Linked DNA regions of Homo sapiens: regions 2, 3, 4, 5, 6 and 7 are each linked to region 1. Evidence: chromatin loops called from intact Hi-C (ENCODE). Cell type or tissue: sigmoid colon. All regions are shown on one strand. Each heading gives the region's core, and the rest is flanking DNA. Links, peaks and the distances in the headings are about the cores only. Region 1 overlaps PBX1 (PBX homeobox 1). Region 2 overlaps PBX1 (PBX homeobox 1). Region 3 has its middle 120 kb from the start of PBX1. Region 4 overlaps PBX1 (PBX homeobox 1). Region 5 has its middle 390 kb from the start of PBX1. Region 6 has its middle 220 kb from the start of NUF2. Region 7 overlaps PBX1 (PBX homeobox 1).

Evidence for each region. Peaks named below come from ENCODE experiments on the same cell type or tissue, not always from the same donor. Only the 100,000 strongest peaks of a DNase experiment are listed, where the experiment ranks them.
Region 2: it touches region 1 in a loop (2.4-fold over the local background); 44 of 110 quality-filtered maps call a loop at or near these places.
Region 3: it touches region 1 in a loop (6-fold over the local background); 32 of 110 quality-filtered maps call a loop at or near these places.
Region 4: it touches region 1 in a loop (5-fold over the local background); 30 of 110 quality-filtered maps call a loop at or near these places.
Region 5: it touches region 1 in a loop (8-fold over the local background); 10 of 110 quality-filtered maps call a loop at or near these places.
Region 6: it touches region 1 in a loop (11-fold over the local background); 21 of 110 quality-filtered maps call a loop at or near these places.
Region 7: it touches region 1 in a loop (2.9-fold over the local background); 45 of 110 quality-filtered maps call a loop at or near these places.

What each region holds. Positions count from the first base shown.
Region 1 is chr1:164,785,735-164,790,041 of GRCh38, forward strand. The region is part of intron 2 of PBX1 (PBX homeobox 1); the gene reads left to right. Among named protein-coding and RNA genes, the nearest start is that of PBX1-AS1, 13 kb to the left of the region's middle. In sigmoid colon, for the core only: a CTCF peak has its summit at 1,768 (motif pointing left); a DNase peak (open chromatin) is centred at 1,767; H3K27ac peaks cover 543 bases.
Region 2 is chr1:164,615,868-164,620,174 of GRCh38, forward strand. All of the region lies in intron 2 of PBX1 (PBX homeobox 1), which reads left to right. Among named protein-coding and RNA genes, the nearest start is that of PBX1, 59 kb to the left of the region's middle. In sigmoid colon, for the core only: a CTCF peak has its summit at 2,174 (motif pointing left); no DNase peak of the experiment used is centred there.
Region 3 is chr1:164,437,907-164,442,213 of GRCh38, forward strand. No RefSeq gene overlaps it. Among named protein-coding and RNA genes, the nearest start is that of PBX1, 120 kb to the right of the region's middle. In sigmoid colon, for the core only: a CTCF peak has its summit at 2,480 (motif pointing right); no DNase peak of the experiment used is centred there.
Region 4 is chr1:164,698,537-164,702,843 of GRCh38, forward strand. The region is part of intron 2 of PBX1 (PBX homeobox 1); the gene reads left to right. Among named protein-coding and RNA genes, the nearest start is that of PBX1-AS1, 74 kb to the right of the region's middle. RefSeq lists an enhancer at 819-2,050. In sigmoid colon, for the core only: no CTCF peak of the experiment used is centred there; a DNase peak (open chromatin) is centred at 1,765; H3K4me3 peaks cover 2,808 bases.
Region 5 is chr1:164,164,779-164,169,085 of GRCh38, forward strand. No RefSeq gene overlaps it. Among named protein-coding and RNA genes, the nearest start is that of PBX1, 390 kb to the right of the region's middle. In sigmoid colon, for the core only: a CTCF peak has its summit at 1,866 (motif pointing right); a DNase peak (open chromatin) is centred at 1,893.
Region 6 is chr1:163,537,074-163,541,380 of GRCh38, forward strand. No RefSeq gene overlaps it. Among named protein-coding and RNA genes, the nearest start is that of NUF2, 220 kb to the left of the region's middle. RefSeq lists an enhancer at 1,102-2,276. In sigmoid colon, for the core only: no CTCF peak of the experiment used is centred there; no DNase peak of the experiment used is centred there.
Region 7 is chr1:164,574,460-164,578,766 of GRCh38, forward strand. All of the region lies in intron 2 of PBX1 (PBX homeobox 1), which reads left to right. Among named protein-coding and RNA genes, the nearest start is that of PBX1, 17 kb to the left of the region's middle. In sigmoid colon, for the core only: no CTCF peak of the experiment used is centred there; DNase peaks (open chromatin) are centred at 2,062 and 2,492; H3K4me3 peaks cover 2,069 bases; H3K27ac peaks cover 962 bases.

The DNA of each region.
Region 1 (4,307 bases), core at 120-4,119:
GATTGCACTGAGCGTTCCTCAGAGGGCCTGTTTGTGGAGACAACCTCTATGTGGCCCCTTGGCTGCCAGGCCCTGTCAGCCCTCACAGAGTGCTTCTTCCCCAGGTACCAGTCAGGAACCAGGCCTTTCCCAGCACCCAGAGCCTTTGTCACCGGTAATGTTGGCTTCCTGGGGTCATACCAGGCTGGGTCCAGGAAGCTCTGGCTTAATGCCAGTGTAGTTTTGCTTGTTTAGAATTGTCAGATTTGATAAGGCAGATTTGACAGTTTTTTGAAGTGGATATGGAAGAGGTGGCAGAGAGAACAGCCTTCTACCCAACAGCATGCTGGCTCTGGTACAACTTGTAACTGGAATGCAGGGGGAAAGAGAGCACATACAGGGAATTGGCTGCCTGGCTGAGAACAGGAAGCTGAGGCACAGATCCTTGGATCTCACCAGCCCGTATCTTCCCTCCTTGATTCTTTATTATATTGCTCTTAAGAAATATTGGAACAGACATTTAGTGTCAGGGGCCCTGTGAGGTTGTGTGGGGAACCGCCTTTCAGGAGTTCACAGTCTTGCTGGCAAGATGGTAGGTGTGCCCTGGCATGTCCTGAGATGCCCCATGGCTGTGGTCTAGGCAGTACGTGCCCTGGTGCCTCAGAGGCTTAGAGATCATTTTCGGCTCTTCTCGTCAGGGCAGATTTCATGAAGGATTTTGAGCTGAGATTTAAAATGAAATAGGACTGTAGTAAGTGGATTTCTGTGGCTGAGAAAGAAGAGGGCATTCTATCACCCAATACAGTGGCTCTAACCATGATGGTGGAAAGAGGTAATGGGAAAGGACCAGATTTAGAGAAATTAAAAGAAATTAGGAAATCAATAGAAAAAACTTCCTTCTTTCCATTACTATCTGATTGTTTTCTTCTTGGCCAGAGTATCGGTGTGCCTTGGGCATCAGAAGAGACTGTGTGTGTGTGTGTGTGTGTGTGTGTGTGTGTGTGTGTGCGCGCGCACACACACACACGCACAGAATAGATATCACATCCATGTAGCTGCCTGTTGTGAAAAGGATTCAGAACTCCAATATTGTAGAGGACTGAAGTGTCTGAGAGTTAAAGATCTAGAGTTCAGTGTCGGCTGTGTCTCATTTGCTTTGATTTTGGGGAAATGTGCTTTGCCTTTATAATCTTCGGTTATCTGCTATGTAAGTTTGGAACATTACTTCATGTTTTGTAAGGTGATGTAATTCAGTGCGTGCAAGTACTTTATGAACAAATAAAAGGTATAACTCTGATGCTCTCAGGAAGCAAGCATTTTGCTCTTTTCCTAAAACTGCATAGCTGACTTGGGAATGAGGCGGGGAGAGCTGGTCTCTCTTTTCTAACTCTTCTGGTAGGATGTGGTAAAGACTGAGCTCCTGGGCAATAGAACACTCTGCATGGAGGTTTGTGCCTACAAATCAAACAAAGAGATCAGCCAGAGAGAGCCTGCCTTTTTGCACACACCGTTGGGAGGCTACCTTGTGCCTTTCCCCAGACCACCTGCCTCTGCTTTCTGTCTTGTTCTTTATCTGTTTCTCTCTCTCAGCTCAGCTTTGGGCCCCTGGACTGTTGTCCAAATCTGAAGACCACCCTCCCTGTAGATCTGCCCTCCTCCCCTCCCAACCTGCCCCCACCTGTGGAAGTTTGAATCTGAGCAGAGGCATTCCCCCAGCATGAACCTGGACACTTGACTGTCCGCCCGCCTGGAGAACCAGTCCTTGGTGAAGAAAGAGTGCCCTCTAGTGGGCATTGGCTGGAGCTGCTCCGGACCCACGTCACTCAGCCAAGGACAAAACAACCCGCCACACGGCCCTCCCGCCAAGGATGATCTTGACTATGCCTTTGGGTTTGGTTTGTTTTTCTCCTTGTGTGAAGAAAAAGAAAGAAAGAACAGCAGGAGACAAGTGGTGAGAGCAGCTCCCACAATGCTGTGACAGTCCCTTTATCTTAGGACTTTTACCAAAGAATTAACCCCAGGGCAAGCGATGGCAGCAAGGTACATGTGACATCAGAAGCTTTTTAAAGGACTTGTGACAATTCCTGTATAAATCACCTACCTGTCTCAACTGGTCTCTTCCATAATTGGGTGGATTTGTGGGAAGGAAACTCTTTCTGTAAGAATGATTACCAAATGGGTTAAATATCTTCATGGGCGCAACCCCTCTGCAGATTGCATATCCACTGCAATCAATGACATTTTTCGGGTAGTGGACGCGTCCGGGCCTGCCTGGCCATTAAAACCCTATATGCATGAGGACAAACAAGGGATTTGGCCCTTTAAAACCTATTTCAGAAAAAAGCTGCTGGGGTGGGGAGGGAAGAGATGAGGGGGAGGGAGAGAGCGCAGGGCACCCATCAGGGAAGCAGGAACCTGATCATATGTGATGGTTGCTGGATTAGGTAACAGCTCCGCTGGTTGAAATTGGATCTTGGAGGATGAGTGTTAACATCTCTGGTGTCCTGGCGAAAGGTTCATTTGAGTCTTGCATGGTGCTGCAGAGATAAAAAGGAGCTTTTAAATAATCATTTTGTCTCCTACTCACCAGAGTACTGGCTTCCAGCAATAAATAGGTAGCATCAGTTCTGCTTAGACATATCACCCTTTTCATTTATTTATTTAATGTTGGTGTTTTTTTTTTTTTTTAACCGCCGAGCTGAACAGTTTGTGTATCAGTGAATCCCAACACCCATTCTTAATAGTGGTATATTTGGATTCTCCTTGCGCTGGCTACAAATATGAGCATGCAAGGTTGTTTATTGGTCCATCCCTGTCCCCTCCAAGCATTACAGACACAGCCCAAATCCACCAGAACTGAATTTTCTATGCAAAATAGTGCAAGATGGTTTTCTTTTAAGGTTTTCCCTTGTTCATATTGTTCCTTAAAAAAATTTTTTTTGGGTTTTTGCACAATCATTTTCTATTTTCATAATTTGAGTATAATTTAAAGGGTGTAATTTGGAAATGACTGTTGTTGGTTTTTCTACCCGCCGCCCTCCCCCCCCCGCCCTTTTCTTTTCATTCTTTTGTTTTCTTCAGAACTCTGATTGGGGACCTATTTATGTGTCTTGAACTCTAAGTGTAAATGCAAGCAATATTTATGCCGTGGTGCATTGTATCTATCTTATCAATTTCTAATTGGCCACATTTAGAAACTAAGTCTATTAACTCATAGTGAATTCAAATTTCTTTTTAGGGAGTATTTATTTGCAGGATTCACAAAATGATGTGAAAGCTAAGCGAAATACTAACACTTTCTTGCCCCAGCCAACCCACCACCACTGCGCCCAATTAAATGTATCCTTCATACCTGAAAGAAAAGAGGCAGTATGCTTTATGCTTTAAGCTTTGCAACCCTCCTGAAACTTCCATGGCGGGTAGGGGCTTGCAGTTTATCCTTTCAGTGTTCTTTGCCAGCCTTGACAATTTCCTTTCTTATTTTATTTAAAACCAGTTAGATTTGAAGGCCAAGAAATGTATTAATTAGGAGGTGTGTAGAGTTTGTGTGAAATTGTTTGTGCTTCCCATTGACTATTTTAAAAAGATGGTGTTTTAAAAAGATGGAGCAGAGGCATGAAACTGAGAGGGGTTGGAAAGAGGAAATATTCTCAGAGGTTAATATTAGGTATATGGGAAATATTCATAGTGATGTGTGCGTGATCACCTGTGTAGCTCCTGGAGGAGCGAGGATCAGAACTGTCTCTCTGCCTTGCCTCTCCCTTCTTTCATACCTCACTGAGTTTGGCTGGAGGAATAAGCTGATGGAATGAATGAGGCCGCTTGGGGTACCCATGTGATTGGAGGAGGTAGGATACTTGATGTCAGCTCAAGTAGGCAGTGCTTAACACTAGCCCTGGCAAGGCAAGTCCTGACCATTAATAGGACATCATTCTTTTTTGCTTTGCTGTTGTTGTTGAGACCAGAGGTTGTCCTAAAATCTCTCAGTGTTGGGCCGCATGCAGGACCAGTTGGGTGTGGAGTAGCCAGGTGGACCCACTTGAAGGCATTAACACCCAGCTGAAGGGTTACCAGCCTCAGCTTCGTGGGGAATGTTCCTGCCAGCCGTGGGGGCTTACGGCCTCTTCTGAAGGAAGTATATTGGACATGAGATTCAGTGAGCGAATGAGAGAGTAGAATTTTGCCCCAGCACAATGTTTTGAATAATCGAGCTAAAGTGAAACAACTATATTTATTAATGGCTCAGAGGCGATTCTTTTTTTTTTCTAATTTGTAAATGACCCATAAATTTCTTTGTGGATAAGGCTATTAAAATTTATCATATAAAG
Region 2 (4,307 bases), core at 238-4,237, 170 kb before region 1:
CCTCTCGACTTTGGGATTTGGCCTCCCTGGGTTGGATATGCCTGGAAGGGTCGCAGAGGTTAAGAGCCAGGAGTCTGGGGAGGCCAGGGTATTGTGTTTGGTTACAGAGGTGCCTTCCAGGTGATCACCATGGAAATGCCTTTCACTGGGGTCTCCAGAGATGAAAAATTCAGGATATGTCTATGTGAAATATGGTCTTGTAAACCATGGGATAGGGATGGGAAAAGTTGGCTTAGTCTCTCTCTCTCTCTCCACCTCTGGAGTGGCAGCTGTGTGACTCCCTGTAAACTTTCAAATGGTGGTTCTTCATGCCCGGGGATGATTCCGTGTGTCAACAAGTCTGGGCAGTCTTTGATGTAGCCACCAGCGTCTAGGCCAGGAGGCACACTGCTGCTGCCTGGTGCCCTCATGATCATTCTCTGTGCCTTCTGCTGCCCTCTCAGCCCCTGGGTCTCCCTCCCCAGGTCCTCCTTACTCCTGCTCCTGTGACGAGGGGTGGGAAGCTCCGTTTACTGATCTATATATTATTGTGTTGGTGGGAAACACTGGCTAGGCCAAATAATAATGTCTTGCAATTACTTAGCATTATCTTGGGTGTATCTCCCTTGAGAAATATATTCCTGGAAATATACCAGTAAAATGAGTTTCGGTTAGCTGAATCATATTTTATAGCCATTGAAGTTATTAATGTAGAAATTTTTCTCAAGGACAAAAACCTGACTGAGGCCATCTCAACCTCACTGAAATTTTCAGTGAAGGTTAAGAGGCATATTCTCTGATAAATACAAGGTAAGAACACTTCATGTGACAGAAAAAAAAATCCAAAATTGCATGTTCCCAATGCTAACTTCAGAGGGAGCTGCATTTTCTGAGATTATTCCGTCCTTTTACATGCAGTGATAATTACTAATATGTATTGATACTCATCATGTGCTAGGCATAGTGCTAAACCCATTGACATAGATCATTTCACATAATCCTCATAATAATCCTTTGAGAAATGGAATATGTTTATTCTGATTTACAGATTTTGAGACTGAGGTTCAAATAAGTTAAGTAATTTGCTCAAGGCCATACAGCTGTTAAATGGTAGAACTGGGACTTGAACCCACCTGGAGTCCAGATCCAGAGGTCATATTTTATTACCTCTTGACTATCTTTTTCCTGTTATAAAATAGTATAACTTCATCTTAAATATTATTTTAAAAACTCCTCAAATTTATATGCTAAAGCTCATTGGCCATGTGCTGGTGCCTTTAAATTTTTATCCCCCCTAGAGATTATAACTAAGACTAATGTCTGTGGCTACTCAACCCAGTTGGTTAGAGCTAATGGGACCAAGGTGACAAGGTTCAGCCCCCATTTGAGTCTGTTAGCTGGGCTGAGTTTCATGGCCACAGAATTAACCTTTCACCTTGGCCAGCTGCCTCACAAATGCATGTTGTTGATCAGAGAGAATAAGGAGGAGATTGTGGATAAAATGGCACAGACCGCTAGATCAGCCACCCAAGACTATGGATGGTGGTTCAGTAATGTTTTCTTTCCAATATGGGATCAGACATTATTGCCATGTATAGTAGTTTAAAACAGCATTTCTTGGTGTGCTCCTTGGAGCTGGTTATTTGTTTTAGTGTTTGTATGTGAGGAAGCGTTGTATTGCCAAGTAAGATTGGGAGTTAAAAGAGCTTTCTGAACTACAGGGCTTCCCCGAGGTTTAATATGTTAATGTGTGTTGTAAATCTCTCAGAGGGGTGTGTGTGGTGGAGTGGTTAGCATTTTCAGAATTTATTTGACCTGAGGACCTTTTCCCTGGACCAGGATTCTTAAAAACACACTTTAGAAAATTGTGTCTTAAAAATGTACTTGCTTTGTTCTGTTATTTTAAATCCCTATAGTAGTCTTTCCACATTGGGGATCAGTTACAGTTAAAAAAGACCAGTTTCCATATTCCACTAACTTCTACATGTGTGGATCTCCTTTCAGCAGGCTCTATCTTTACCTCCAAAGTGCTTCCGCATCTCTTGTCCCATTTTCTTTTTTTTGCCCTATATTTTAAACCAGGATTCTGTTGCTGGCCATAACACATACCCCAAATCAGTAACATCTCAGGGATTAGAACCCAGATCTCTGGCCCATTTTTCTTTCCAGCGGCCTATGCTGCCTCCCAGTGGACAGAGCATTTGCAAAGAGCAGAGATCATAATGCTTAATTCTTTTCTAGAAAGCGTTTGCCTGGTGTCTGTGAGCATTTCTCTGGCCTGCCATTGCTCTTGAATTATAAGGTGGCATTGTCGTAACTCTGTAAGCAAGACTGAACAACTCTCCTCCTCCCCGCCTCCCCACCACCAAAATTAAGTGCATTATTAGCAAACACTTAAAAGTTCGGAGAGGAGATTCTAAGTTGACTTACCCCAGGGAGAATAATCACGGCGGGGGGGGGGGGGCACTCAAGATGATCAGCACTAGCCCAGCCTTCTCCCAGGCTGGGGTAAGGGTTTCCTGGGGAGTGCTGAAGTGCACTTGAACCTTGTCAATGACTGTCTCCTACTCCGTTGCTCACTTGCTCTTGTCTCGGTTTAATTTTGCACAGCTCCAGTGGAAATTTCAGTGATCTGATAATTTGGAAAATAAATGAAAGAGTGGAAGATAAATTTTTATTTTCCTTTTCTCAAAAAAATTACACCCAAGTGAATAATCTTTATGCTCTATTTCTCAGTAATATTTAGATGCTACTCCTGAAGAATAGCAGAGCTGCCAAAATCAGTAGGGTTTTTTTACCAAGCTCTGCTTCAGTAATCCTATCACTTGCCTGAAGAATTCATTATAACGAAATAAACACATTAGGAACTCCTTGGTCTTTTACATCTCTAATATTTATGAAGTACTGAGGCTCTGAGCCAGCCAATAAGGAAGCTGGCAATTCACAGCAATCAGTTTAATAGGCATTGGTTGATTTGGATTGCAAAATATAGGTGCCCTGATTAGCCCTCTATATGGACTTGCGTTGTTCTTCAGCCATTCAAAAGCTACCTAATTATGAATATTGAAGTATAATGTTCTGGCTTTTAACATAAGGCACTTACCTTTTAATTGGCCATCAGCTTTGTTTTTAGCGCTTATGTACCTCCACTGGGATTCAAATGAAATGGGGAGATAATCAACCAGTAAGCAGAGAAAAGGGTAAAATGATCAGGGATAATTAAGTGGCAGCAGGGAAATTTAGGGTTAGACAACAGGGAGAGAAACAAAAGAAGGAAACTCACAGGAAACCAGCTCTCTGCCACACTGCCAGGCACACCCCTTTTGAAACCACCTTTGATTCCCTCTTTAGCTTACAGGTGGGACACATATAGACTTTGTGGCTGACATCTATCAGCTTGAGCACAAACTTGATTCCTCCCTGCGCCTAAACTCAGAGCCAGGCAGAGGGTGGGGCATTGGATCTTCACTGCACAAACTTGGCAGAGGAAAAAAGACCATTAAGTGAAGGCTAATTGGAATCTGCCCCAAACTGCACTTTGTTGGAGCTATTTACAATATCTTTCAAGCAGCTGACTTACTTACTGGGTTATTCAGTGAAGGGGCAGTGAGTGAGGGGATCGGTGGGGAGTGCTCAAGGAGAGGAAAATGACCTATACAAGGCAGTGGGTGCTTTCTTACACCTTTGAAAAATTAACTCCTACACCATCTTAGTCCTTGGTACAAAGCCTAAGTACTCGCCTTGACCACAGGGAGCAGTTCACCTCCCTTGGGTCATGTGTCCCTTTATTTTCTGAGGAAATTTATGGTCTAGTTCCAGAAAATTAGCCTAGATACACACATTTTTTTTTTCCCCATGGAATTTCAGGAAGCTGAGGAACTCCTGAAAGACCATCCATGGATCTTCTAGTTTTTTCAGGTTAAAAAAAATCCTGTTTTTAGATCCAGAAGTAGGGCTGGAAGCAATTTTTATACATAATTGTGGAGAGTGAAGTGGAGAAAGCCTAGGAAAAATAATGAGTTTGCCTTTTAAATATTTCTTTGGAGGCCAGGCGCCGTGGCCCATGCCTGTAATCCCAGCACTTTGGGAGGCCGAGGTGGGAGGATCACTTGAGCCTAGGAGTTTGAGACCAGCCTAAGCATTTGAGACCAGCCTGGTCAACATAGTGAGACCCTGTTTCTACAAAAAATTAAAGAATTAGCCAGGCGTGGTAGCACACATCTGTAGTCCTAGCTACTCAGGAGGCTGAGGTGGGAGGATCACTTGAGCCCAGGGAGGTCAAGGCTGCAGTGAGCCATGATTGGACCTGGCAGCAGAGTGAGATCCTA
Region 3 (4,307 bases), core at 174-4,173, 350 kb before region 1:
CCTCAGAGTTTTTAGCACAGTGTCTTCTAGCACCCAACGTTTCTCTAGAGATATTACACATCATTCACATTTCTGCTTTTTGATATGTAAACTGGTTTCTCTCTCTTCATGTTTGCTCTCAGAGTCTCTCTCGACTTTTAGAATCTTTCCTTCTGTTTTGAAATTTTGTGCTGAGATTTCCTGTTGTGAAATTTTATGTTTCTGGGTGTATTTTCACATTGTACTAAACATTTTGTAAGCCTGTTCAATTTAGAAGTACATATCCTGCTTTTAGACATGTTTTTATATTATTTATTTGATAATACATACTTCCATTGTCTCTATTTGTTTCTAGAAATACTATTTGTTTCTAGAAATACTATTACACTATTGAAACAATCCTCTAATTTTCTTACCTTTTTCTCTCTAGTTTTTCATTACTTTGACTCATTCTACTTTCTAGTGGACCTCCTAAAATATTTTCTCCAACCATAATATTAAATGTTTTATTTCTACTATTTTTTCTAAATGTTTTCTTGAGTATTCAACTACAGTAACATTCCTTTGTTTCTCTTATTTCTGTAAGGATATTAATTATAATTTTTGAAGATGTATTTTTCCCTACCTGCAATGTTTCTGTTCTGAGTTTTCTTTTTTCCCTTTGTTTTAGTTATTCTCTTTCATATTTGAGGCTTTCCCATCTTGACAATCCTTGGCTTTGCCCTTGAGCTGGGCGCGGTGGCTCATGCCTGTAATCCTAGCACTTTGGGAGGCTGAGGAGGTCAGATCACCTGAGGTTGGGAGTTCAAGACCAGCCTAACCAACATGGAGAAACCCTGTCTCTCCTAAAAATACAAAATTAGCCATGCATGGTGGTACATGCCTGTAGTCCCAGCTACTCAGGAGGCTGAGGCAGGAGAAATTCTTGAACCCAGGAGGCGGAGGTTGCGGTAAGCCAAGATCATGCCATTGCACTCCAGCCTGGGCAACAAAAGCAAAACTCTGTCTCAAAACAAAAAAAAATAAAAATAAATAAATAAAAAACAAAACTGTGTTACATTCATCCTGTGAAATACTACTCAGTAATAAAAAGGAAGAATCTATTTTTTAAAAATGAGCATGGTTCTTACGTGCAAAGGTAGAACTTTCCCTCAAAAGTTTCTTTGCAAGATAATTTTAAAAAGTAAGGTTGTCATTCAAGGGAGCCAGAAATTTCAAAGTCTGAATGTCCTTTCTCCAGAAACCAATCTTCTGTCCTACTGTGAAGATGTGGTAGATATGAGAAAGCAACAGGATGAATGTTTCTGGCTCTCAGCATTCTAGAAGCTGATCATGGGAAAAGGGTGAAGATGTTTTATAATTTGCTATGCAGATATTCATTTAATCCCTTTGTTTTCAGTCCCATCTCTCAGCCTTGCACATCAATATATCCACTGTTGTCCCAGAGACTGATATATATTTGTTACATAATTTTTCCACAGTATAAACCTCTGTTCTAACAGGAGAGAAAGGAGGATACCACTTTGTGGACAGGGAAGGGTACCTGTGGACTCAGTGACTCTGTAAGCAGACTTTCACTTAACCCCACTTTCACTCCAGTGCCTCATCCTTGTCTTCCACATATGCCTCCAAATGCTGAACCTCTCAGGGCTTTGCAGAGGGGATTGATTCATTTCACATCAGTGTCTACAGCTACAGGCACTTAGTTACAACTTCTTCTAGTCTGCGAAGATAATTAACACTTGTCTCTCTACTTCCTTCTTTTAAAAATGTGTTGAATTCTCCCATCTACTGTCATCTCCTTTTCTGTTTTCTGTCCTGGTAGATTAACTTTTTTTACTCCTTTACTTTTTTTTTTTTTTAGTAGAGTTGTGTGTCTGTTTTTGTGTGTGTGTGTGTGTGTGTGTGTGTGTTTGCTCAATTTTTTGGTTTGTTTATTGATTTTAGCCTATGTCAGAATTTTAATGCCAGAAAATTCTGGTCCAAAGAAAATGTTCAAATGCTGTAATAATATTGTTTTATCAGTTAGTTGCATACATATATAAAGAAAGAAAATAGGAGGAAGGAAAGAGGGAAAATGGAAGGAAAGGAAGGAGAGGAGAGGAGAGGAGGGAGGAGGGGAGGGAAGGGGAGGAGAGAAGAGAGGAGAGGAGAGGAGGGAGGGAGGGAGGAAGGAAGGAAGGAAGGAAGGGGTAGTTTAGACTTAAGAAAGAAGATGGTTCAAGAATATTATGATGCAGACATTTAACGTAAAAACAACTCTAAGTTGTTATAAACTCTGACATTTCCACCAAAAAAAAAAAAAATCACTATGCTTTGCCCCAGAAATATACCTCCTGGCAGACAGTGTGGGAGCACTGGCTTCCTCCAACTGTCATATATTCTTTCTTCTACCAGGCATTTTTTGGTATGAAAAGAATTTTGAGAGGGGAGTGAGAAAGAGAAGGGAGAGTGTGAAAGTATCCAACTACCCTCTGTGCCCAGCAGGGCAGTAACTAAGCTCTCTGGCCAGCAGAGGGAAACTAGCACCCATAGAGAGCCCCCAACAGTGCTGCACTGAACAGAGAGTTGGACACAGTCCCTAACTTGGTGACCTTTTGAAAGAGATGTGCTCCCAAACTGCTGGCAGGCAATACCAGGCTGGCTGCAAGGAGCCTTTACTGATTTCCTAGGTTTCTCCCAGACACACTTAAAGAAGGTTATGTGTGGTGTGTGCTGAGATGGTAATAAATTAAATTATAGCGCTGGACTAGTTATCTACCATATAATGGCAGATTATTTCACTCTCTGAAGAAACAAAGACTCTGTCCTTTCTCAGCTGCCTTTGATTTTCTGAGTTGTTGTCCTAGAAATTTTTTAAGAGCATGTTTTGTTATCATCCGAAAATCTGCCATCTTGTAAACATAGCATTTCTAATAGTTGAAAACTGTTTCTTACCTTTGGTGTGCTATTTACCTTTAAATTAAAGTGTCAGGTGATAGCAGATAGAACTTCTTTCTTCCCAAGTGTCCTTGTCACTGTCCTAGTTCAAGTTCTCATCACTGCCAGTTTTCTGCAACAGCCTTCTCTCTGCCCTCAACTTTGACCTTTCTGATTCAAATCTTGGTCTATCTGACTTCAAGCTTATGCTGCTTTCATTTCACAACCTTCCCACTGACTTTTCTAGCCTGCTCATCTGATGTAATATGGGAAGGACGGCACCTCAGAATTAAACGATTTGCCATCAGTTCATGCTGTCTCTTCTCTCCCTTCTCTCTCTCTCTCGCTCTCTGTCCCTCTCTCCCAGAATTCTTCTTTCCTCCCCTGTGATATTCATGCTGATCACAGACCCTAAAAGTCAACATTCTTTATGTTTCCATGCTTAGAACCTAGTACAGTGTCTGGCACATAGTAAATGTTCCATTAAAATGTGTTAAAGCCATGAACTATTAATTCATAGAAGCCATAATTTATATAAAGTGTGCGGTTTTCTTGAATAGCTGTAGTGCCCAAAGTTTAAGAGAAAAAGTAATAATAATAACTGGGTTGACGGGATTGAGCCAGCATCTTTTTGTGCTAGGAGGATGTGTTGAAAAGATGAAGAGGAAGAGAGCTAACAGTATTGGCAAAAGATGGGTAGGTGAAATGATGGATTGTGTGATCTAGCGCAGATCTGAAAGAAAGCGAAGACTTGACATGACTCATAGATTTGAGGATGGACCAGGAGACAGAGTAAATATGGTGGGAGTGAGAGAAACTTGGAGAGAAAAGAGGCTGTAATCAGAAATATGATGTTGGAGTAAGAGGTAGAGAAGTAACAGACTAATGCAAGAAGTAAGGAATGGCCACAGATGAGGACTGAGGATTATATGAAAGGGCAAACAATTGTGAGGCATCAGAATCACAAGGTAATACTGCCAGAGTTTAGCAAAACATCCATGCTAGAAGTCACATGCCTTTGGTGACACAGCTGGTACTATTGCCAGGTGGCACATACCTTGAGCAATGAGAAGCTTTTACATGAAGGTGAAGGAGTAATAATTTGTCTCTTTACTGACAAATGGGAACTAAGCCAGGCAAAAGCAGGCAAGATTTAAACACATGATAGGACTAGAAAATGCAAAGTGCTGTAATGTAGTACAAATTATACTAAAATACTTGAAGGAACACACACACAAAAAAAATATTCAGTACAGACTGATAGATATTAGGGGCCCTTGTAAGACAGGGAACATTAAAGGGCACAAATGATCTGCTATTTTCTGTTCACTTCTTACTACCTATTAATTCAGAATGTACATATGCTTTGGGTTCTTGAAAACAGCCTTGCATGTTAGCAAAGTTAAGCT
Region 4 (4,307 bases), core at 55-4,054, 87 kb before region 1:
GGCATTCAGGACTCAATGTTGCCAGCCTCCCGCATCTGAAGTAGCTGAGAGCCAGGATGCTAGCAGAGGATATCTGTGTAGCCAAACTAAGGGCCCATGTACTTAAGTTTGTGCAGTTGACTCATCAGAGCGCCCAAAAGCCACCACTCAAGACCTCTGATTTCAAATATGATTCTAATTGTATGTTTATCTGGCTTCCTAGCCTGTGCCAGACTATATACATGATAATCTCTAACATTTACTAAGTACTTACTAACTGAGACACTCTCCTAAATACTCTCAAGCATTCACTCAGGTAATCCTCACAACCACACTAGAACACGAGGTACCACAACTGCCTCCATTTTACATGTGAGGACAGAGCACAGGGGGGTTTTGAAACAAGGTCCCAAGCCAGTAGTCAGGTCTGGCTTCCATGATCTGGAACCACAGCCCATGCTATCAGCTATAGCACTACAACCTCAGAAGAGGGGGAAACTTAAAGAAGCAGTAAAATCATAAAAAGGAGACTCAAGAATTTAAAAAGACCAGCAGACTGAGTCTATACAGAATAGGCATGCGTGCTCTCACATAGCAGCGGGCCTGGGTGATCATCAGCATTCCTAATGATAAATGACGTGGGTCACAAAGAGGAGGCCAAATAATGTCCAAGATCCCTCTCTATCTATCTACCTAGATATTTTTTAAAAGAAGCTAGATGGAAATATAACATGTTTTAGAAGATTACTATCGAAAATGATGAAAATACAAATAGTTTTGGTAAAGCTCCAGTAACAGGGAGCCAAGCTTTCAAAAGTGATTTATTTTTCAGTAGTTAACGTTTTTGTGCCTTTCTACCTGCTCGTGGGTTCCAGAGTCTCTGTTGCCTGGTGTCTCCCCGAGAACAAAGATTGTGGATCCCCAAAGTACCTCCACCTCCTCACTGGACTCCTGCTCCAGAAAAGATGACCATAATCTAATAATCACTCTACCGCATGAACAGGGTGTCACACATGTGCTTGACTGTGCCTCTACAGTGGCAGGTAGAGCGAGTGCAGTGCAGGAAATATCAGCCCTTTTCTAAAGCACTATGAAGATGAAAGGGGGAGGTGGTCAGGGGATGGAGAGGACGGAGGGGAAATCACTTCTTTGTCTAAAAGGGAAATGCCAGGACTGTCCCTTCAGGTCTGTTAAGTGTCTATAGGATGTGGAGGAAAATTCTTCTTCTCGTTGCTCCCACCTCTCCCCATCCCCTTTATTCTTTCTCACTTTGTAGAATAATATAAAAAAGCCCAGCAGAAAGGGAGCTGTGATGCTGTCGTCCCTGGCGTTGATGTTATTTATTTTCCTCAGTTGCTGCTCTGGAAGCCCGGAGTTGACAGAGCGGTTTTGTAGAATAGAAACATTATAGACTGTTACTGTCAGAGTGTTAAATGTGATGGATAGAGAAATAGAGGCGAAGGAGGGGACTTAATACTGAGAGCCAGGGTGCTCATGGGAAAATAAACCATCCGCATATAAGAAATGAATGAGGTAATGTGGCGGGAGGTAATGGGCTTTCGCAACATGCCGGAACAGAGATGCTTATTACAGGGTGTGCTTAACCCTTGGCATGCTGATTTCCCTTTGTGGGTTCCAGGGCTTTTCGCTGGGTCCCTCTGTGGGAGCATGTGTGTGGCTTTTCTTCAGGCAGGGAAGCCAGCGTGTGTAGAGGAGTGGAGGCAAACGCATTCTTAATAACACTGTATTAGCAGCCTGTACATCAGAGAGCTTGGCAGCTCCTGAGGGACACGGGACTCCCGTGGCTGTGTGAGACAGAATGTGCCAGGATTGCTGGGTTATGGAGAAGCCAAGGAAGGCACATCAAGGGAGCGTGAGGTTCTGTTATTTCTCCATTGGAGACTTAAGAGAAGTGCTTTGGTTACGTAGGGGAGGAGATTCATGTTACTTGATTCTCTTAGTGGCACCCGAAGGTTTCTTGCTACTCTTCGTAGCAAATACTAGCTGTTTACCACTGACCAGAATGTGGTGGCTTTGCTCTAGGTTGGGGGACACGGGAGCAGACAGTGATCATCTTTATTACCTCATGGTCTAGTTACAGTGCATGGTACAGAGGTAATAATAAAGGTGATCGTGTCAGGTGGAGACCCTGCAGCAGATAGGATGATGGAAGGGGACCCAACTCTCCTGGATGAGGTAGGTGAATTAAACTGAAGGTTTGCCAGTTTCAGTGAACAAGGTGCTTTTCCCTTGTGTTGGGTTTCTATGACTTTTTTCACCCATCTTTGTGTTTTGGTGGTGGCCAGCCCTGTATATTGCCACTTAGCTGATATGGACTCCCATCTGCCTCTGACAGTTGCCTGCTGTGTGGCCTTGAGCATGTCATTGAACCTCTCTGGGTGTTAGTTTCTTCATCTGTAACATGAGAATAATAACACTTCATAAATTCATTAGCAAGACTAAACATAATCATGCCTATGAAAGTGTGGTAGCCTCTAAAACATTACGCAAATAGCCAAGTATTATCATTATTTCTGTTAGTAATGAAACAATATATGCGTGTCAGATAATAAGGTAAAGCTCCAACTCCTAATCTTTTCAGGAGACTCTTTGCCTTTTTGCATTTTTTTTTCCCCTGCTAGGATACATAGAGTGGTAAGATATGTAGAAAGCAGAGTTCAGGGGAAAGTTAGAATGAGGCAGAGCTTCCAGGATAGTACTTTCTTGTTGATCTGTTATTTTTCTAAACCTTTTTCTTTTCTGTGTTGAAACACAATGCCATTTTTTGAACTTCACCAATTGTTATCTCAGATATGGATATGCCTGAGGCCTGGGCAAGTCAGGGCAGTGCCACTCCAGTTTCAGAAAAGAAAGTGTGATGGGGTTCAGCAGGGGAATTGCTGTTGTACTTCATTAGCCAAGCTCAGTAATTCCAAGAATACCCCTGCGGGTGTGGGTGTTTATGAAATGCAGATTCACAGGCCTTGCCCCAGCAAATTTGATAGGAGTCTAGGAATCTGTATTTCACAAACACTGTCAATGAATCCCATGCCTGTGGTACTTACGTCACTTATTAGAAACTACCTCTTCCTTCACACTCTCTCCCACTCCCCTGTGGTGATGGTCTAGTTACTGGTCTTAAAGGTGATAACTCACTACTATTCAAGAGTAATTAAAATGCCACCAATGCCCTCACTTCATCAGCACATGGGTCCTGCACAAGACTGATTGTGCACATTTTTAAAGCATTTTGTATTTTTTGACCGAGCTCTGTACTTATGATTTGTGTCATTTTCTATCTCTGTATTATGTGTTCAGAAAGTTTTTTATAATAGCACCGATATTGCTTTTATTAGTGGTACTGTGACATATGACTGAGACCCACAACCTTTTGGTCTATATTAAAAACCTACTGAAAAGTAAATAATTTGTAAACTTTAACCACATAGACAAAGTGCATGAAGGGGACATGGAGAGAATAAAAATCTCTTACAGACATATGTTTTTCCAGTGGGCAGCTGCTATTTAAGAACTTTTAAGGTGCACATGAGTACACCTTTGTTAAAAGGTATAGCTTGTATAGTAATTCCGTTCTGGGGGTTGCGGAGAAGAGCAGGAGGGAGCACAGTGTGCCTTGCCCTGGCTGGCAGTATGAGACAATTACCACGATGAGGTTTTTTTTTTAATGTTCTCCATATATAGATTAAAATGTTTGTTGCCTGAACTGGGCATGGAGAAGGCATCATAATGTGCACCTGAACATTCATGTAGGGTTTAGTGAGGAGAAAATAAGAGGATACCCTGAGCTCACATTCATGGGCATGGGCTCAAGCTTTTTCCAAAGTCACTGAGATGTCATTGTATTGACTCAGCCTTATTTGCATTACCTCATTCTGGTAGAACTGCTATGTTTATAGACATCATTTGGCATTTACCCTTCCACATCAGAGCTTTCATATTGGAGTTGACTCTTCATTTTGAGTTGACCAAGGTGGGCTTCAGTGTGAGTGAGTGTGTGCACTTGTACAGATACACCATAATCTAAGAATCACCCTACCCCCATGAACAGGGTGTCACGCATGTGCTTGACTGTGTGCTTCTACAGTGGCAGGTAGAGTGAATGCAGTGCAGGAAATATCAGCCCTTTTCTAAAGCACTATGAAAATGAAAGGGGGAGGTGGTTGGGGGATGGAGAGGACAGAGGGGGAAATCACTTCTTTGTCTAAAAGGGAAATGCCAGGACCGTCCCTTCAGGTCTGTTAAGTGTCTATAGGATGAGGAGGAAAATTCTTCTTCTCGTTGACATTGTGTAGGTCTGTGTGTATCTG
Region 5 (4,307 bases), core at 104-4,103, 620 kb before region 1:
ATTTGGGATTTCTGGCAGAACCACATGACTTCCAATGGTCATGTTGCCTGAGTGTTACCTAGTGGACTCTGAGATGATGATCTTCCTGTTTTATACCTATGAAGTATAGAAAAAAGGCAATAGAAATCAAGGAAAAAAAGAAGGGGGGGAGTGGAGGAGACTAAGAAGAATAAAAATAAGGAAAAGAAAGAGAAAAAAATAAGAGAAGGGGTAATTGAAGGAATAAGAGAAGCTGTAAAGTATAAAAGGGAAAAAATAATTGTAGATAGAATGTCGGTATATTTTTAGAAGAATATTCATAACAATATATATTAAAAGCAGCAAGATTTTCTCACTCTTTTCCTTTTCTCACCTCCCATTAGCAATGACTGAAGTTGTGAATTATGAACAAGTGTCAGAGATTGCAAATTTAACAGCAAATAGTGGGGGATGAAGAAAAGAAGATGAGGAAATTATTTTACAAGATGAATACAAAGGCCTTGTGATAAATGAATTAGAATGATGTTTTATGCTGAAAAATCACTTTTCCATTTTAAAGTATCTCCATATTTCAATTTATCTAATGAAGATTGTCAGTAGAATCATATTTAGTATTTTTCTTGAGAAGTAGTTAGTACCCCTTCTTAATCTTGGCCCAACTGAACTGTGTCAAATTTATTTCTGCACAATGCAAGTTCAACCCCATTCAGACCAATTGTGCTCTTTCATCAGATCGTCAGAACTCACAAGTTTTCTGTGGTAGGAAGGGGAACATAGAGAAGGACCAGGACCTGCAATTAAGACACAATACTCGCTGGGAAATAGCAGATATGTAGGTGGGTGGGAGTTATCCATGATGAAAAAACATGTACACTGATACATAGCAGAAACAGAATCTAGAATGATGTCATTGGTTATGGTTCTGACCAGCCATTTTTATTAGGAAGTTGAACCAGGGATGGGAGGTTGCCCCATCCAGCCAATGACTCCATAGCAACACTACAAACTGTTAGGTAATAGCTCCCTGCTCTCTACCAAGATCTGGGTTTCAGGTACCACCACAACAAAGGGAACATGGTGAGAAGAGACTAGCCTGGCTAGATATGAAAAGTGACAGACATTGAAGATTTATTCTCTTTCTTTTTTTTTTTTTTTTTTTGAGTTGGAGTCTCACTCTGTTGCCCAGGCTGGAGTGCAGTGGTGCAATTTCTGCTCACTGAAAGCTCCACCCACGGGGTTCACACCATTCTCTTGCCTCAGCCTCCCGACTAGCTGGGACTACAGGCACCCTCCACCATGCCCAGCCAATTTTTTTGTATTTTTAGTACAGATGGGGTTTCACAGTGTTCGCCAGGATGGTCTCGATCTCCTGACCTCGTGATCCACCTGCCTCGGCCTCCCAAAGTGCTGGGATTACAGGCATGAGCCACCATGCCTGGCCGAGGACTTATTCTCAATTTAAAAAAAAAAAAGAGTCCAGGTTTCTAGGATTACGGTGCATTCTTGAACCAGAGCAGCAGATTTGGCTTGATGCTGGGTTACATGGAGTTCAAACAAAGATTTCATAAATCCCTTCCAAGGACAGGAAGAGTTGGCCTAGAAACTGGGACAAGATAAGTTTACAGATAGAGAAAAATGGGGTTAGGGATGGTGATGGGATTAAGGCATTGCTACCTTATTCCAGTGTAAACCTAGGGCTCTCAGATCATCCTATTCTTCCAGTCAAATTATGATACCTAAATTTTGAGTGAAATCACTGTGTTGGAACTGATTGAAAACTTTATGAAACACTGTACAGGCCGAGAGCAGTGTTTCTCCCAGCACGACGTTTGAGCTCTGAGAACAGACAGGCTGCCTCCTCAAATGGGTCCCTGAGCCCGGTGTAGCCTAACTGGGAGACACTTCCCACTAGGGGTCGACAGACACCACATACACAGGTGCCCTTCTGGGACAAAGCTTCCAGAGGAAGGATCAGGAAGCAATATTTGCTGTTCTGCAATATTTGCTGTTCTGCAGCCTCAGCTGGTGATACCCAGGCAAACGGGGTCTGGAGTGGACCTCCAGCAAACTCCAACATACCTGCAGCTGAGGGTCCTGACTGTTAGAAGGAAAACTAACAAAGAGAAAGGAATAGCATCAACATCACCAAAAACGACATCTACACCAAAACCCCATCTGTAGGTCACCAAAGACCAAAGGTAGACAAAACCACAAAGATGGCGAGAAGCCAGAGCAGAAAAGCTGAAAATTCTAAAAAACAGAGTGCCTCTTCTCCTCCAAAGGATCGCAGCTCCTCACCAGCAATGGAACAAAGCCAGATGGAGAATGGTGAGTTGACAGAAGTAGGCTTCAGAAGGTTGGTAATAACAAACTTCTCCGAGCTAGAGGAGCATGTTCTAACCTACTGCAAGGAAGCTAAAAGCCTTGGAAAAAGGTTAGGCAAATGGCTAACTAGAATTAACAGTGTAGAGAAGACTTTAAATGACCTGATGGTGCTGAAAACCATGGCACAAGGACTATGTGACACATGTACAAGCTTCGGTAGCCGATTTGATCAACTGGCAGAAAGGATATCAGAGATTGAAGATCAGATTAATGAAATAAAGTGAGAAGACAAGTCTAAAGAAAAAAGAGTAAAAAGAAATGAACAAAGCCTCCAATAAATATGGGACTATGTGAAAAGACCAAATCTACGTTTGATTCATGTGCCTGAAAGAGATGAGGAGAATGGAACCAAGTTGGAAAACACTATTCAGGATATTATCCAGGAGAACTTCCCCAACCTAGCAAGGCAGGCCAACATTCAAATTCAGGAAATACATAGACCACCACAAAGATACTCCTCGAGAACAGCGACACCGAGACACATAAATGTCAGATTCACCAAGGCTGAAATGAAGGAAAAAATATTAAGGGCAGCCAGAGAGAAAGGTCAGGTTACCCACAAAGGGAAGTGCCTCAAACTAACAGTGGATCTCTCGGCAGAAACCCTACAAACCAGAAGAGAGTGGGGGGCAATATTCAACATTCTTAAAGAAAAGAATTTTCAACCCAGAATATCATATCCAGCCAAAATAAGCTTCATAAGTGAAGGAGAAATAAAATACTTTACAGACAAGCAAATGCTGAGAGATGTTGTCACCACCAGGCCTGCCTTACAAGAGCTCCTGAAGGAAGCACTAAACATGGAAAGGAACAACCGGTACCAGCCACTGCAAAAACATGCTAAATTGTAAAGACCATCAATGCTATGAAGAAACTGAATCAATTAACGGGCAAAATAACCAGCTAGCATCATAATGACAGGATCAAATTCACACAGAACAATATTAACCTTAAATATAAATGGACTAAATGCCCCAGTTAAAAGACACAGACTAGCAAATTAGATAAAGGGTCAAGACCCATCACTGTGCTGTATCCAGGAGACCCATCTCATGTGCAGAGACACACACAGACTCAAAATAAAAGGTTGGAGGAAGATCTACCAAGCAAATGAAAAGCAAAAAAAAAAAAAAAAAAGCAGGAGTTGCAATCCTAGTCTCTGATAAAACAGACCTTAAACCAACAAAGATCAAAAGAGACAAAGAAGGCCATTACATAATGGCAAAGGGATCAATTCAACAAGAAGAGCTAACTATTCTAAATATATATGCACCCAATACAGGAGCACCCACATTCATAAAGCAAGTCCTGAGTGACCTACAAAGAGACTTAGACTCCGACACAATAATAATGGGAGACTTTAACACCCCATGTCAACATTAGACAGATCAATGAGACAGAAAGTTAACAAGGATATCCAGGAATTGAACTCAGCTCTGCACCAAGAGGACCTAATAGACATCTACAGAACTCTCCACCCCAAATCAACAGAATACACATTCTTCTCAGCACCACATCACACTTATTCTAAAACTGACCACATAATTGGAAGTAAAGCACTCCTCAGCAAACGTAAAAGAACAGAAATCACAAAAAACTGTCGTTCAGACCACAGTGCAATCAAACTAGAACTCAGGATAAAGAAACTCACTCAAAACTGCACAACTACATGGAAACTGAACAACCTGCTCCTGAATGACTCCTGGGTAAATAATGAGATGAAGGCAGAAATAAAGATGTTCTTTGAAACCAATGAGAACAAAGACACAATGTACCAGAATCTCTGAGACACATTTAAATCAGTGTGTAGAGGGAAATTTATAGCACTAAATGCCCACAAGAGAAAGCAGGAGAGATGTAAAATCGACACCCTAACATCAAAATTAAAAGAACTAGAGAAGCAAGAGCAAACACATGGAAAAGCTAGCAGAAGGCATTAAATA
Region 6 (4,307 bases), core at 133-4,132, 1.2 Mb before region 1:
GCCCCCTACTTCAGAAGCGAATCATAAGTAGAGGTTCCCCAGGTTGCCATGATTTTATATGTCTTGGCTGCAAATCAGGAGTCCCCACAATCACCTTCTCAGTTTCAATAATTTGCTGTAAATGACTCTCAGAACTCAGGGAAACACTTTGCTTACATCTCCCAGTTTATTATAAAGGATACAAATGAACATCCAGGTAAAGAGGTACATAGGGTGAGGTCAGGAAGAGTCTAGAGCAAGGAGCTTCTGTTCCTTTGCAGTTTGGGGTGTGCTATTCCCCTCCCTGGCATATAGATTCCTTTACCAACCCAGAACCTCTCTAAACCCCATGGTTTAGGGTTTTTATGAAGGTTCTATTGTATAGGAATGATTGATTAAATTATTGGCCATTGGTGATTCGCTCAATCTTCAGCCCCTCTACCCTTCCCTGGAGGTTAGGGGCTGAAGTTTCAACCCTCTAGTCACACTGCTGATTCCTCTGGCAACCAGCTCTCATCCTAAAACTATCTAGGGGCTTCCAGCCATCAGTTATCTCGTTAACATAAACTCAGGTATGGTTGAAAGGAGCTTGTTATGAATAACAAAAGATGCTCCTCTTACCTCTATCACTTAGAAATTTTGAGGGTTTTAGGAGCTCTGTGCCAGAAACTGCAGATGAAAATCAAATATATATTTCTTATTATATCACAATATTACAGAGGGTAATTTTGGGTACATAGCACAGTTTGCTCTGACCCTTGTGAAGGATGGCTCTGGTAATAACTATCAGCCTTAACACGCACTAGCTAATGATGTTAATAATTGCTAATCTTGTTGAGTGCTATCTGTCAAGCACTGTGCTAAATGCTTTCTGTGTATTACCTCATCTAATCCTCATAATCCTATAAAGAAGGCAGGATAGAATCAGACTCTGGAGCAAAGCTTGGGCTTCAGCCATCTGGAGCCAGACTGCCTGGGTTTACACACTGACTCTTCCTTATTGACTGTGTGACTTTGGAAAATTGCTCAATCTTATTTGTGCCTTAGTGTTTCCATCTATAAAATGGGGATAAAAGCACCTACCTTTGGCATATGAGTTTATTTTTGGAGAGGGCAACTCAAGAGTTAACCTGGGCTGCAAGCTGCCTTAGGCATGCAGAGCCCAGAATGATTTGAAAACCCTGCTCTGTATCCACCCATTCCTCTCTGTGAATGAATTCAAGAAATTCAACAGGTACAAGCAATCACCGGAAAGCTATTTGTTGTGATTGGAAAACACTCAAAGAAATGGAGTGCTTCATAGATGATTTAATATTTTAAAGGTGGCACATGTGAATGAGTAAGCTCAGGGTATATGAGCGAGTTTACATTCCACATCAAGGTTTTACTTAAAGTTTACATTTTGTTTAAATGAGAAGTAAGATCAATGTAATATGGCTTAAACCTTTCTCAGAAATTTATGGCTTCTTTTAATAAACCTCATAAAAGACACTATTAAACACATGCAGCGTTCTTAATGTAATGGTTCCATTCTTGAAATATATAGTATTTAGATTGCATCTAAAATGCTGTAAAAGTATCACAAAGGCTGTAAAAATATTGTTAACGGGAAGAAATCTTTTAGGGGGATAAATATTTTCTTGGAAAAGGAAAAAGCTGTGAACCTTTTAGGCAGGGAATGGCTTGGTTTTGAAAAATAACAATTTGCCTTTTTTATGTTCTTTCTGTGGTTCTACTTCAGCCAATTATTAGATTAAAGCAAGCTGTTGCTACGTGCCCTAGAAACTCAGACGGATTTGATGTTGCACCCTAAGTTTGTGAGGACAAGTTCCATTTAAAGCTTTAATGAGGTCAAGGGAATAAAGAAGGAGGCTGGCTGAGTCTTTTGTGTTATTTTAGGACTGTATCTTAGAATTACGAGGCTTGCATAATGCCATGGAAAGAACACAGAAGTTGAAGTTAAAAGCCCTCCGTTTGAGACCTGGCTCTGCCATTTACTAGCTTTGTGACCTGGGCATAATCACTCAAATGCTCTGAGGCTCGGTTTCTTGAATCTGGAAAACAGGGTTAAGAATACCTGCTGTAGCCACTTTGTAAGGATATTGTGGGGTCAAATGAGATAATGCATGAGAAAGTGCTTTGAGAGCCAGAGAGGCATAAAGTGCACATGGACTTTATTTATTTGACAAACATTTATTAAACACTTATTATGTGCACACACAGAACATTAGTGAGCCAGAGTGAATGTGCAGAGCTCACTTGGGTCAACCCTGCTGTTTTCCCCTTCCTTTTGTCCTCCCTGTATTTTGGCTGAGCCACTTATAAACCATTTTACACAGATGAGGGTCTATTCTATTATTCAAGAGAAATGTTGGCACCCTTTTTTGGTGACCTGTTTCCCTCTCTATAGATGGCTATCTTTAGAAAAAAATTTATTAAGTATAACTTAAGACATATATAGTGTGAATAATAAATAGAGAAGCACCCCGTGCTACAGTTGGAAAGAACACTTGAGTCCAACCTCTTTACAACACAGATGGGAAACAAAGGTTCACAAACGGGAGATGGTATGCCCTGCCAAATTAACTTCTCATATGCTTTAGAGAGAGATGGAAATATACGCCACACTACTATACACAAATATCAATTCAATGAGAAAAGTAACACTTCTGCCTACTGCACAGACTTATACTGTCGAGCATAACTTCACAAAACGTCATACCTTAGTCTTCCCCAGAAGGACAGTCTTAAATCAACATGGACAATCAATGAACAACTGAGATAAAATATTGAAGGTTGAATGAAGAGAAAACTCTAGCTCACGTGGCTTTTCTTATTTAGCTCCTATTAAAAGATGAAAAGATATTTAGCATTTTCCATTGGATGAGGTACATTTAAAGAAGATTTATCAATTTAGTAGACTATACAATGTTAGGTGCTGATGGCCATTAAGCCATTTGAGTTAATTTTTCTGAGATGTACATCATTTTTAAAAATTTTATCTTCACAGCACAGCTTTTATTAATAAATCTCAGAGAACTTTGCAAATATCTAGGGATGCATGTTCTCACTTGTAAGTGGGAGCTGAACAATGAGAATACATGGACACAGGTGAGACAGCCAGATGGGAAGGGCTTCCAGGCAGAGCCCCCCACCAACCTGAGCTGGGGTGGAGGCACAGAAATTCACGCCATTTGCAGTGGGGAGGAGCCTGGCCCTTCCCCTTCCTGGGTGGAACCTGGGATTAGAACTGTGAGGTGGGAAGCCTGTACTAGGAGGACTCTAGCTCCGCTGAGCTCCTGTTCCCCCTTTTTACCTTTATGCCTAATAAACCCTGCCCTGCTCACCCTTCAAAACAGTTTGCACGCCTAAATCTTTATGGCTGTGTGATAAGAACCCCGTCTTTAGCTGAACTAAGGAAAAGTCCTGCAACACAGGCAGGGGAACAACACACACTGGGGCCTGTCGGGGGAGGGTGGTGGGGGAGCGGAGAGCATTAGGGAAAAGAGCTAATGTATGCCGGGCTTAATACTTGGGTGATGGGTTGATAGGTGCAGCAAACCACTGTGACACACGTTTACCTATGTAACAAACCTGCACATCTTGCACATGCATCTGGGAACTTAAAAAAAATAAAATAAAAACTAATTTAAAAAATCCCCACAAATATCTAGCGATAATCTCTGGGGCAAGGTGGGCACAACTGCATAAAATTAACCATGTTTTAAAGATAGGGTAACTAAAATCTATGAAAATGTTATGACTTGACTGCTGTGATATCCAGAGTGCATAAATAGGGAGAAAAGAAGGTTCCTGGGCTAACAGATTCCAACAGCACTGCTCTAAATTTGTGGAATTCCTTATCCTGCTGTTGCACAATAATTGAAAGCATAGTCCTTAGAGCCAGGTTCATTGGTTTGAACCCTGGTTCCTCTACTTATCATTTGTACCATTATTGTTTAGTTGCTTAACTTTCTGCACCATATCTATCAAATGAAGATAACATGTTTCATATGAACGTTTTATTCCAAAACATGTAAACATCTTACTATAGTGCTAACACATAGTATTTGCTCAGTAAGTTAACTATCATTATTATTTGTCCTCATAGAAACATGTTTTCCCAATGTCCTGTCACACACACACACACACACCCCTTAATATATTTACCAATAATGCTTACTTTACAGTTTAATTATCAACCTGCTTTCATCGTTAAATATATATTCTTAAAGATATATTTTCTTTTTCTTCTACTACTTTATTTAGCTTAACCATGATTTCTAAACTCATAATTATTCCATTAGAAGATGAGGTCTGACGCCTTT
Region 7 (4,307 bases), core at 150-4,149, 210 kb before region 1:
CCAACATGATCCCTGCCAAAGCTTAGATTCCTAGGACACTAGGCAGGTGGAACATTTATAAAAGAAAATTCTTTTTCATTGTTATGGCAGCTCTAATTTCTCCTATGAATCCTTATATCTTTCCTAGATGGTCATGTAAAACTGGTTATGGTGGTGTTAACGTTACCCTCCATCAATCAAGTTGAATTGCAGAAGGCAAACTGAGAGGGAAAAAAATAGTGGAATTAAAAAAATTTTTATTGCTGGGTGTGGTGGCTCACACCTATAATCCCAGCACTTTGGGAGGCCGAGATGGGCGGATCACCTGAGGTCAGGAGTTCGAGACCAGCCTGGCCAACATGGCGAAATGCCGTCTCTACTAAAAATACAAAAATTAGCTGGGTGTGGTGGTGGGCACCTGTAACCCCAACTACTTGGGAGGCTGAGGCAGGAGAATTTCTTGAACCCGGGAGGTGGAGGTTGCAGTGAGCCGAGATTGCGCCTTTACACTCCAGCCTGGGCAACAGAGTGAGACTAAAAAAAAAAAAAATTATTGAAGCATTCAGGATCCCATTTATAAGGCCAGTTGGAGGCCAATCCCAGTTTAATCCACCTTGCGGACTTTGTGATGGAATGCATATGTTGTTTTCATGCTATGTATTTGCAGCTATTGGATTTTAGACTGGAAACTTGTCTTGGAATAGATTTCTGATTGCAGTATTGCAAGTGCAGAATACCTTCTTGAGTTCATATGGTAGAGCCCAGGAATTTAGGAAAGGAGTCTGGCCCTCACCTTGGAATGGTGGAGTTACTTGTTCAACGTTTGCCTCAGCTGAAATACTGAAATAATTTCTGTTTCCCACCTGTCAGTGGGGCGTTTGCAAACTTACAGTGAGGATATTTAGAAAGATGTTTGAGTTTCCCTAAGAAAGTGTGGTCAGTAAGTATGAGAAAAAGTTTATATATTTGTCTTGCTTTGAGACAGGTTGAATCTGCCAGTAGGTCAGAGGAATACATTTACCTAGTAGCCTGTGCTGGTAGGGCAGAGAGAGTCAGTCGTTTTTCCTGAGGGCGTTAGGTGATTTGAGACCTCAAGTGTTGTCACTGTAAGAGAATCCTCCTTATAATTACCATTGTTAATAGAATTGAAACTTTGCATTTGTCTTTTATCCCTAACAAAGAAAGACTCCCAGAGAGTCTAATGATGAGCCCTGCCTACATCCATTCTGAAAGGCACTCTATGGATATGAGGGTGTAGACGTTAATTCCTTTCTGTAGAATTTGCATGCAGAGGCTCTAGGGCCAATGCACCCTGCTTACATTAATAAATATTTAAAAACAAAGAGCGGGTAACACAAGCACATCTTTCCTTTGTGCATCCTCCTTACTAGGGTGCCTGTAATACCTAACATCTTGGGAAGGAAATGTCTGGGTGGGTGCGGGTGGGTGGTGATGCTGCGCGCAGCACCAAGTATAAAGGCCCAAGAAGTAACCACATCGTGTGAGGAATAAATTAAAGCAGCTTCATCCGGAGGCCAATTAAGGAAGAATGGGAAAAAAGAAAAAACAAAACCCAGCAACAATAAAACCCAAGAGATGAGAGAGCATGTTCGTTCAGACCACGTAGAAAAGAGAAATTGAAGTCGTCTGGAAGGAGTTTAAGGGGATGCATCACAAAATAAAACTTTTGGAACCAAGAAACAGTGGAGAAGCCCGGTGGCGAGCCACATGGCCTTGTGCTAAGACGAGATGCCCTTTTCAGAAAGGATAATGATGATGCTGGGAGCTGGACCGTCGTAGATTGTCGCCTGAGTCTTGCTGTAAGACGCTGCACAATTAGATTAGAGGAGAGGGCTAGGGGTGGCCGCGAACCCCCTCGCAAATCTGTTGACTTCACCGCAGGGCTGATGCGCGCAGCATAGAGGACGCTTGGGAGCGCCCGGCCACTGCCCGGTCCGCCGGCGCGGCGCCGCGTCGCACCCGGTCTTCTCTGCACCCTGCGCCTTGCACCGGCTCCCTCTCCCGTTCGGGCGTGCGGCCCCCCTCAGACTCTGCCCTTGAGTTCCCAGCGCAGGCCGCACGTCACCGGCCGCCAGCGCGCGGACCGCGAAGCCAAGTGTCCCCCAAGCGGGGCTTGCTGTGTTTTCATCATTTCCCTTGCCTGGCCCGGGTTGCAGTGGTCAGCCGCAGCGGTCTGCTCCCGGCGGCGGCCCGAGGCTCCCCCGCCACCTCTTCTGTCCCGGCTGACTTAACTCTTCTCCCAAAGGGTGGTAAAGAGAGGGCCGCCGCCCCCCAGGGGGAAGACATCCTCTTGGGAGCCATACTTCCTTTATTAAACACCTCTCAATGTGGGCTTGGAGTCACATTCAGAGCCTCTGAGGCAGAGGGGTGCCTGCGGTCTGTTCCCAGGGAGCCGGGCCTAGGGTCTGTTCCTGGGAAGGATCTGTTCCGTGGGGCCCGCTGGAGCCGCGTTTTCAATATGCAAAGTGCCGGTGCTGTGCAGACCTCGGTGGTGGTGGTTTTGCATGCAGAAGTGAAATTCAGAAGGCCGCGTGTGAGCACGTGGGTGAGTGTGTGTATGTGCTAACACGCACGCGTATTAATTTGCAGCTCCTTAGTTGGCCGTGTGTTGTCTCAGCTGTATTCGATAAATATTCGAGTTGTTGCTTTATGGTAATGAAATGAATTAAATAATATAATCTGGAGTTACTGCAGAAACCCTCCCGTCTTTTCTGTCTCTCAGCTCTTACAGGGAGTGCGTCATCTTCCCCTAGGGAGATTTTTAACCCAAAGAACCTTGATGTACTTTAAACAGCACTGACATTTGTTTTCCTTAAGCTCAGTCTGATTTCTTTAACACTTGAAGAAGGTTTGGGGCCTTCAGACATAGCTAGTTTCTTATATGGCGGCTTGTCTTGTCTCAGAGGAATGTTTAAAGGGGCTTCAAGCTGCCTTATTTTTACCAGTCTTCAGAAAATAGAGAATTGATTTTGGTAGTTTGCCCCCTCCTGCCCATGCACGCATAGTTGCCTCCCTTCCCCCACCTAGCCTGCTGGAGCCCAGGCAGGAAGGGGCTGTCATCATACACATGCCTAAGCCATATTACTTTATTTTTCTTCTTAGAAAGTTACACTAGGAAAGATGTTCTTGATGTGTGATTATTATTCTTAAGTGTATTCTAGTGCTTGCTTATTATTGCTCTGTTACAGCTTCACAGGAAACCAGCAGGTCCTGCAGTAGACGGTCCAGAAACTTTCTATTGAATGAATGTGGGAGAGCTAGAAGTCAGGAAGGTTGAATTCCCTCATTACTTCGAAAATCTATAAATTAATTCCCTCTATAAATTTCCACCAGCCTAGTCTCTGATCCACCAGCTGGAGAATCAAGCCCATTATTAATTTCACAGGATGAATTTCTCATCCTAGTAACTCTGGGGGAGAGGACGAAAGGGTTATTATGTAGGTTGAGAGTTCTCTTGTTGCTTCTGACTGTTACAGATGTTGCAGCTAAAATATAAGCATAGCAATAATAATATCAGCAATGGTGATAGTAAAGAATGGAAATAACTGCTTCCTTCTGCTCCTGATTTGGACACCCCCATCCTCCTACTCATTTATTCTATTGACTCCTCTCTAGGTGTTTCAAGTAGAGATGTTTTGGTGACTTCCTAGGGGAGAGAAGCATCTCTCCAGTGGCTTCCATTTGGGTATAAGTATGCAAAGATTGTTTGTGTTGTCAAGATCCCACTGGAGTATATCTTCTTACCTATAATGTCACCTCCTGCATGTTGCCCTTTGTAAGTAGAGGTTATGGAAGCTCAATTATTTTTTAAGTAAGTTTCATAAAATATTTTTGAATGCCCTATGTTCTGGAGATGTTGGTGAAAACTCTTTATCTTCCACAGGTTGTATAGTGAAAAAGTTAAAAATGAATCTCTATCCTGGTTGGATTTATTTTTTCATTTGAGAAATACCGTTCAACATTTTTGTTTTAGACCTCCTGGAGGGCATGATGGGACTGAAGAGTCTTTATTCCATTTTGGTCTAATTATTGCTTTAGCAAATATTTGTGAAACTTCTCCCATGCCTGAAGTGTTGTGACAGAGACTGAAAAATACAGATATGTGTGAGTTGTGGCCCTTACCCTCAAGGAGCTTCCAGGGGCCTGAATCATGGGCAGAATCAATGTGACATGGGCAGGTCCATCACTCCCAAAGCCCATGACAGGAGCCTGGAATGTGTTCCCCAGAGCCAGGAGTGTGGCTGTAAAGGTCATTCTTGACCAAAGTTCATTGCTGCCCTGGTGATACATGCAGAAGCATGCTTTCT